Linked DNA regions of Homo sapiens: regions 1 and 3 are each linked to region 2. Evidence: chromatin contacts called from ENCODE Hi-C data. All regions are on one chromosome and are shown on one strand. The core of a region is the stretch at or near the end of the contact, and the rest is flanking DNA. Distances in the headings are between cores, read along the strand shown.

Region 1 (2,923 bases), core at 214-2,713, 400 kb before region 2:
GAAGGCAGAGGGGCATGAGTATATCTGAAGCTGAGGAGAGGAGAAAAGGATTCATGCAAATGCAGAGCAAGTTGGCTTTGGAAGAGAAGTGAGGAATGCATACTGTAGTGTGTGTGATGACAGGCTAGCTGGGAGGCGGCAGGAGGGTGGATTGGGTGACCTTTGGTGGGGAGTAGAGGAGTTTCGAACATTGCAGCTTAATGGGTGGATGTAGGAACAGGAGTGTGAAATGGCCTATGTGCCCCACTGTGGCTGGCCACATAAGAAGCATGCTCTTCCTCTTCCCTTTTTCAGGGCTCTTAGACCTGGAGATCCTGGATTCTGTGCCCGTGCAAGGGTCCCAATGCCTTCAAACAAGGACTATGTTGTCAGGCCCAAATGGAATGTGGAAATGGAGTCATCCAGGGTAAGCAAGCGGAGGATCGGCAAGGTGGATCTCACCTGCAGATTACTGTTTGACTCTTTACTTCATGTGTTAATAACCCTTGTAGCTCTTGAAGTTTGTCTGATTCAGAGAGGACTGTTTTCTGGTCGCTTATCTAGCCAAACCACAAATTGAGCAATAGAGAAAGGAAAAGTATTACCCAGGATTAAAGTTTATTGCTGATGAATTTTTCTTCAGTCTTAATTCAACATTATCAGGTAGGGAAGTTTCTTCTTATTAATCCCTTTACTTCAAGCAAGGCTTGAAATTGAAACCTGGAGTATTCTGATACAGTGAATTTTTTTTTTTAATAACCATGAGAAACAGAGCTTACGTGCTTCAGCAGACCTACCTCTCCCTTTCTCTTCAACGGTTTAAGCAATTCCATTGCAAATGATTAGGGTAGACACTTATTCTGTTATCATTGTAAATACTGCTCAGTGGATCTTCAGTGTTTCTCAGTAATCTCTTTTTATTCTCCAATCAAACTACTACTTCTAGCCTGGTATTCTTAAAAAGGGCCTAAGCCGATTGGAAAAGCATAAGAGGCGATTTGCAGAACAGAAACGACTCAGCAAAGTGCATCGTGCTGTCAAGTTCAGCATTGAAGGCAACAGGATGCCCCTATAGGCCTGGCCCTACCAGAGTATATACACGAGAGGTATTCCCAAGGAAGCATGTACTGTGCATGGGCTTGAATTGTCAACAGTCAGAGTGAAAAGTGTGTGTGTGTGTGCTTTCTTAATCAGAAGAGGCCAGGTCTGCTTTTAGTTTCAAAATAATGACCCTAACAGGCACCTTGGGATATTCAAGGCCTCTTGAATATTTAGAAATTGACATGGAAGTCCCTTCCTTTATCAGTATCCTAGAGAGTAATAGATAATTACTTCCCTAATATGCATTTGGGTCTTCCTGACTGGTACCCGTTTTTATGAAAAAGGTTTTTGTTAGGACCCAGAATTACAGTGATATGTGTTACAGGCATATAAACTAGTTAGTGGTTTCCTGGTGGGAGGTAGCTTGTTTCCTGCTGTCAGTGGCTCAGCAACATGCATTTGAGAACTCATTACATAAAGCCTTATACTAAATATTTAGGAGATGAATTTGATTAACACATACTCAAAATGTGGTCAGAAGTGGAAAAGACTTGGGAACATTCATAAGCCCAACTCACTGATCCACTATGCTTTGAGACTAATGGCACCTTTGTTGCGGAGCACACACAGTGTGTGTGTGTTGCCTGCCTATGGTTCTTCTCCATGACCCCTGCTTTGGCAGCTGTTTCCACTGACTCCACTCTCCTACCTGCCAGTTCATGTTGCTATTAAGTGACTATCAAAACAAAACGTACTTTCTTATTTCTTGAGAATAAATCGAGGGTAGAGAAGGACTAGTTCTGTGCCAAGAACTTCCTCCTCTCTCTCTCCCTCCTCTTTCTTGTGCCCATATCCGTGTCCCTGACCACCTCTCCATGTCCCCTGTACCTGTTTCTTTTTTGCCCTTCTGTCCTTTTTCTTTTTCTTTTTCTTTTTCTTTTTGAGACGGAGTCTTGCTCTGTCGCCCAGGTTGGAGTGCAGTGGTGCGATCTCCACTCACTGCAAGTTCCGCCTCCTGGGTTCACACCATTCTCCTGCCTCAGCCTCCCAGTTAGCTGGGACTACAGGCTCCTGCCACCATGCTCGGCTAATTTTTTGTATTTTTAGTAGAGACGGGGTTTCATCCTGTTAGCCATGATGGTCTTGATCTCCTGACCTCGTGATCCACCCGCCTCGGCCTCCCAAAGGGATTACAGGCATGAGCCATCTCCTTTTTCATTGTTTCTTCTCTCTTTTTAGCCGTCTTTCATATTTCTCTTAACATTTTTATTTTTGAGAATTGGGAACTACAATATGGCAAAGAAAATAGGTAATAAAAACTCTTAGTGGCCAATCTGCTTTGAAAGCAGAGGTTGTGTTTCCAGGGCTGTGTCCCTGTGTGCTGATGTTTCTGGTTCTGGTCCCACTTCCCCATAGGTGGAGCAGGGTTGCATATTCACTCAGGACTTGCTTCCACATTGTAGACGCTAATGAGCAGTATTAGAAAAGACATGTCCAGGAAAAGAAATGGAAATGGGTTTCCAATGAAACACTTTTTGTCTTAAGTATCATTTTTGTTTTCAAAGTTATGTAAATAAATATAAAAAATAAATAGGGTTTTTTGTTTTTTGTTTTTGTTTTTGTTTTTGAGACGGTGTCTCACTCTGTCGCCCAGGCTGGAGCATAGTGGTGCAATCTCTGCTCACTGCAAGCTCTGCCTCCCGGGTTCACACCATTCTCCCGCCTCAGCCTCCTGAGTAGCTGGGACTAGGGCAGGCGCCCACCACCACACCTGGCTAACTTTGTTTTTGTATTTTTAGTAGAGATGGGGTTTCACTGTGTTAGCCAGGATGGTCTTGATCTCCTGACCTCTAGTGATCTGCCCGCCTCGGCCTCCCAAAGTGCTGGGATTACAGGTGTGAGC
Region 2 (2,825 bases), core at 326-2,825:
GCCCTCTTACCTACATGATCATACTTCACCTTTAAACACCCTTGAGGGAGTTCTTGGCTCTAAGTGATGAGACCCAGCAGGTCAGGGAGGTGAGCTTACTTGCCCAGGGCTGCACAGCCTGGGCCTGCTCCCAGCACCTTCTGCCCCAGCAGTGTCTCCTACCAGAAGGGGTTCCTGGCCAGCTGCCCAGACTAGATGCCCTGAGCTGGTCATCCAGAGTGGGCAGTGGGAGGGACTGAGGGGCAGGTGGGTGGGGCCGGGGTGTGATAGAAACCTGACGGTGGGGTGTGTCCAGTCCACCCCAGGGTTCCTGGCCATTGTGTCTGCACCTTCCTCCTGGACATCTCTGGGCACTGCAAACTCACTGTGACCCCCAGCTGTTACCCCAACACGTGTCCCCATCTCAGGTGATGACCACCCCTTCCCTCTAGTAGCTCAGATCACAGAGTCCCCTTGCCTCCCACCTGGGTCAGTGCAGTCAGCTTCTGAACAGGCACCCTGCCCCACTGCGCTCCTGAAGTGTGTACACGCGCCAGCCTGGGAGCTTTGCAGGCTGCAAAATCAAGTCTTGGCTCAGAGCTTTCCAGGGTTCCACGTTCCATGCTGGGTTTTAAGGGCCAGAGTCTTCCAGGGGCCTCTGTGGTCCTGGGGGCCGAGGCCGCATGTGCAGTGGTTAAAGCTCCTCACCGATGGACCCAGGCCTGGGGTTGGGATCCTGGGCCTGGCTGCGTGACCCTGGGGAGTTGTTAAGGCAGTGCCTCAGTTTCCTCACCTGCAAAGTGAGAATATAATAGTATTTCCTTCATGAGGTTATGGAGGGGTCCACCATGAGGCTATGGAATCATGCCCAAGGGCTCAGCATGAAGCCTGGCACCTGGTGTTTCAGGGCCTCCTGGTCCTCCCTGCCCCCTGCCACTCTCAGCCACGCCGGTCTTGCTGTCCTGTGGCATCCCTCCCGTCCACCTCAGGGCCTTTGCACTCACTGAGTTCTCTGTCCAGTGAGTTCTACCTTCTTCTTCCTTCCTGGCCTGGTGTCTTGCTCCTTCATCAGGTCTCTGCTCAGCTGTCACTTCCCTGAGTTCCTTCCTAAGAGCAGCCGCCCTCTCCCCTCACCCCCAGCCCTTCAGTGTCTCTCTTTTTTTTTTTTTTTAAGAGATACGGTCTTGCTCTGTCGCCCTGGCTGGAGTGCAGTGGTGCGGTCCTGGATCACTGCATTTTTTGAACTCCTGAACTCAAGGCATCCTCCTGCCCTAGCCTCCCCAGTAGCTAGGACTATAGGTGCACACCATCACACTCAGCTAATTAAAAACTATTTTTGGTAGGGGTAGGATCTCACTATGTTGCCCAGGCTGGTCTGGAACTCCTGACCTTAGGTGATTTGCCCCCCTCAGCCTCCCAAAGTGCTGGGATTACAGGTGTGAGCCACCGCACCCGTCCCCCTGCTGCATTTTTGTTCGGAGGCTCACAGCACCTTTCAACATTGCCTCCCTCCTAGAGTGCTGGCTCCTCCAGGGCAGAGACCTTGCTTGGCTTCCCATAGAGCATGGCCAGGCACACTGCCACCAGGGCACGTTGCTGAGTCTTCAAATGCCTGTTGTGAGGTGATAGTGCAGAAGAGGAAGCCACCTTCGTTTTTGGGTGGGCGTTGGCAGGGGAGGCTCTGATTCTGTGCCTGTCCTGCTCTTGGCACCCCTCTCAAGGAACTGAGTTATGAGAAGATCCCTCCTGCGTCTGGCCAGCTCACCCACAGTGTGACCACCACAGCCACCAGGCCCTACAGCCGAGAGGCCACGTCCCAGAGCCGGGGTGGGGACTCTTCACAGTGGTGGGTCTGGTGGAAGGTTCCTTTCTTCCACTAAGTGCTGGCTGGGTGGGGAAGAAGCTGGAGGGTGAGGCCTGGGCAGCTGGCTGGGCGCTTGATGATGGTCTGGGTGGGCGTAGCCCTTCTAGAAACTCCTCTGTTTGCTGGTGGACACCTGGTTCTGCTGATGGCTAAGAATAGACTCAGCTTGGGGGATGGTCCCGAGGGGAGGGGAGCCAGTCATGATCCAGGGGGTCCTCCAGCCCTCCTGGTTGGAAGGTGGTGGGGTGGCTGATAAAATCCAAGGGCTTGGTAGCGGTGGGCCGTGTGCGGATTCTAGCTCATTGCTTACTGACATGGGACTCTCGGTTTCCTCACTGTGAAACGCCTCCCTCCCCTGCCAGGATTTGGAGCACATGTGGTCTTTGGATGAGCGGTTCCTGCTCTGCCGTCCGTCCTGCACTGCCCTTGGCTGGTCCAGCCCCGCCGGCCACTGTGAGAGTGCTCACCCCAGCCCCCTCCCAGCCTGACTCTGGCCCCTGCTGCCTCCACTCACGCTGTGTGCTCTGCTCGGGGCTCCCCAGGCCACCGCAGCCCACCCTGGCTTCCTCTGGGGTCCACGTGGCACCACCCTGGCTGCAGGCCATAGGCTTATCTACAGAACCGGCTGGAATTTCAGGCACCCTGGGAGGGATGAGAGAGAGGACGGGGAGGGGGCCTTCCTGGCCTGGAGTCAACTGGACACTCGTTCTCTGGGGCGGGAGCCTTCCCTTCCAGCTGCAGAGATGAGTGTGGAGGAGGAGACCCTGCAACTTCCTTCCCCTCCCCCTTCTTTCTCAGGGGCGGGGCTGGGCTGCCAGCTCTGATGCAGACAGGACCTCCAGGGGCCGGCCGGGCTGGGAGGGCTCTCTGTGTTTTCGTTTTTGACCATCAAAGCATTGTGGTGGGGCTGACGTAGTTGGTCAAGTTTTTATTGTCAGTTAAGGATGTAAAAGAGAAAACCCAACACCACTTTTTGCTCTCA
Region 3 (2,767 bases), core at 58-2,557, 490 kb before region 2:
TGGCGTGAGATGGTGGCCCAAGCTTTTGTTTTCTATATGGACACCCCATTGCTCTAGAACAGTTTATGAAAAGTCTATCCCTTCCCATTGCTTTGAGAATGGTCTCTCCTTAGTTCTGGAACCAGCCCTATCTCTTCAAATATTGCCTCTGCCCCTTTCTCTCTCCTTTCCTTTAGGACTCCAATGAAAGGTGTGCTCCCTCTGCCACGGTGTCCTCCCAGTCTCCACCTTCTCTCTGACATCTCCCGCCATTCCTCTCTCCATGCTGTACTCAGTTTCTCCTGACTTTCCCTCCAGCTCACACATTCCATCTCCTAGACAGGCACAGAATCCCTTAAACCATCCATTGGGTTCTTCCTTTTGGTTATTTTTTTTTTTAATTTTAGAATGGAATTTCTATGTGGTTTGTTTATAAATCTATAATGTCTTTAAAGTTTCCCATTCGCTGTCTAAATTTTCAAGCTTGGCTGCTTCTTTTCTTGAGCAAAATAAGCAGAACTTCTCTAGTCTGTGTCTAATAATTCCAACTTTGAAATCTTTGTGGATCGATTTCTACTGTTTATTATTTCTGCCGGTTCTTGTTCATGGTATCTCATTTCCTTGTTCCTATTTCTTCCTGGCTTCATGCTGGATGTTGTGTTTGAAAAACTACTCACAGGAATCATTTGTAATCTAACTTGCTGGTGCTTTTTTCCAGCGAGGACTGTCAATAACTGCCGTTAGGTGCTTGGGGGTGTTCACAGGTCAGGACAACTTAATCCCCAGACCACCCCTTGCTCACAACCTGGTTTGCAAGTTCACACGTGGATTTGTTTACTCTGGCTTACCTGAACCTTAAGGGGGAAGCCCTTTTGGGTCCCAGCTAAAAGTGGGGGATGATTGGCCGGTCTCCACCTGTGGAGAGCCTTAAGCTTTGACATTTTCCCCTTTGCCTCACGAGGCCTCCAAAATCACAGCTGAATTTTTTAGATATATTTTTCCAGGCCTGGGTTGGACCACAGGATCCTTCCTGTGAGAACCCCTAGAGATGCCTTCCTGCTCCTGTCCCCTTCCCTCTCCCTCCCCAAGGGTGCAGTTGGGGCAGAACCGGCATTACCCATGAACCCCACATTCCCCAGGTGGAGAATGGCAGCCAGCAGCTTGATGACGTCCCAGCTCTCGGAGTCGGAGAACTGGAGGATCTTCATGGCCGAGCGGATGTGGGCGTAGTCCTTGGCGTCGTTGAGCCCCTCACAGGAAGTGCAGTTCCCCTGAGGGACAGGGTGCCTCAGTGAATGGGGCCATCCCCTGCCCCACCACCTCCCTCCTGGGACCAGCAAGGCTGAGACACTGCACTTCATAGGCAATGGGTGGACCACGTAGGGTCCACGCTCAAAAACTCTTTTCAGAGGCAGAATCATGACACAGTAGCCACAGCATGATCAGGCCTTGCCACCAGCACCAGCATTTGGCCACTGTGTGACCTTGGCCAAGTCACACTTCTTCTCTGATCCTCTATTTGTCGTTCGTCCCTACTCGAGCTTGCCTTGTCTCTCTGGGGGACACTGTGGGTTTGTTCCTTTAAGAAACACTTTCCATGGCTCGCCATGGGCCAGGCCCTGTGCTGCGCATCCAGGGGGGCAGGCAGGGAGCCAGTGACCGTGCCATGGCCATTTGCCTGTTACAGGTGCCCAGACCACAGGGGCCGGGGCCAGCCCTATCGAGAGGTGGAGAAAGGCTTCTTGGAGGAGGTGCAGAGCTGGCCCCACCGCCTCTGAGGACAGAGGGCAGTTTAGGCAGAGGATGATGGGAGCAAGGCCACGAGGTGGGGAGGCAGGGACAGGGCTGCGGGGAGGCTGGGGTGGGTGTTGAGAAGGGAGAGGTCGGCAGAGGGGCAGATCTTGGAGGGACCTGGAAACCACATGGAGGAGTTTGGACTTCTACCCTACAAGCCGCAGGGGTCACTGCAGCAGTGCCATCCAAAGCATGACACTACAGTGCAAACCTTCCTACAGGAAGAGTGCTTTGGCTGCAGGGTAGATGACAGATTAGAGGTCAAGACTGGCGATGGGGGACCCATGAAGTCTAGGCAGGGGCTGGTGAAGGCCTTGGAGCAGTGGACCCAGGAGAGAGGGTTGCATGGGAGAGATCCCAGAGGCAGAATGCTCTGGGTCCACTCTGTGGTCAATAAACCAGGAGGCGCAGTTCTCCTGAGGGCCAGGGAGCCTCAGCTAATGAGCGATGGCTGTGGTGCCGCCCTGTCCTAGGTGGCGGGTGCAGCTGGGAGCACAGGAAGGGCTTTGCTTTCCTGGGGCCCGGGGCTTACGTTTTAGGGGGCCTGCAAGGACAGACAATTGGAGTGAAATCAGGAGCAGGAGGCATGTGGGCAACTCCCTGTGGCCCACTGGGCACCGGGAGCCTGTCATCCAGTGGGGACCAAAGGAAGATGAGGTCTGCGGGGAGGCCCCGGGTCCAGCCTGGGGCATGGGGTACATGTGACGGGGAAGCGGGAGGCACGCGGGCAAGGTGATTCCCAGCAGAGAGGGGCTGGCGAGGAGAGGCAAAGGGAACCAGCCCCGCCTCAGGGGCCCGGCCAGCGTTGGGCTTCTCTGCAGCTGTCGCGGAGGGTGGAGCGGCACAAGCTCTTTTTCCTCCCTTCCACTGGCTACTGGGAGGCGGCAGGTGGGCAGCTCACCATGGTCAGGTAGTGGTACTCGGAGGGCGTGCCCAGGCTCAGCAGCTGCTTGTCCTCAGCACTCACCCCCATGAGCATGCAGTAGAAGATATG

What was found. A loop is a pair of places that touch in the nucleus more often than their neighbours do. Pooled maps may share reads with other maps.
Region 1: a map of chondrocyte shows a loop between it and region 2 (2.1-fold over the local background). The contact joins two enhancer-like sites. A Hi-C loop is called at or near these places in 2 of 168 maps with a recorded cell type or tissue (chondrocyte and heart left ventricle), 1 of 37 single-sample maps with no recorded cell type and 4 of 50 pooled maps.
Region 3: a pooled map shows a loop between it and region 2 (3-fold over the local background). The contact joins two enhancer-like sites. A Hi-C loop is called at or near these places in 1 of 168 maps with a recorded cell type or tissue (posterior vena cava), 6 of 37 single-sample maps with no recorded cell type and 5 of 50 pooled maps.

What each region holds. Positions count from the first base shown.
Region 1 is chr2:127,484,036-127,486,958 of GRCh38, reverse strand. IWS1 (interacts with SUPT6H, CTD assembly factor 1) reads left to right here. Exons shown (of 14, transcript NM_017969.3): 13 at 295-406. Among named protein-coding and RNA genes, the nearest start is that of IWS1, 41 kb to the left of the region's middle. Within about 2 kb of position 1,463, at least 2 of the 41 ENCODE cell types and tissues checked have a DNase peak (open chromatin) inside an H3K27ac peak, as active enhancers do.
Region 2 is chr2:127,087,066-127,089,890 of GRCh38, reverse strand. The region is part of intron 1 of BIN1 (bridging integrator 1); the gene reads left to right. Among named protein-coding and RNA genes, the nearest start is that of BIN1, 19 kb to the left of the region's middle. RefSeq lists an enhancer at 2,340-2,825. Within about 2 kb of position 1,575, at least 2 of the 41 ENCODE cell types and tissues checked have a DNase peak (open chromatin) inside an H3K27ac peak, as active enhancers do.
Region 3 is chr2:127,576,616-127,579,382 of GRCh38, reverse strand. It overlaps MYO7B (myosin VIIB), which reads right to left. Exons shown (of 48, transcript NM_001393586.1): 8 at 2,675-2,767; 9 at 1,097-1,250. Among named protein-coding and RNA genes, the nearest start is that of MYO7B, 42 kb to the right of the region's middle. RefSeq lists enhancers at 1,128-1,177, 1,226-1,779. Within about 2 kb of position 1,307, at least 2 of the 41 ENCODE cell types and tissues checked have a DNase peak (open chromatin) inside an H3K27ac peak, as active enhancers do.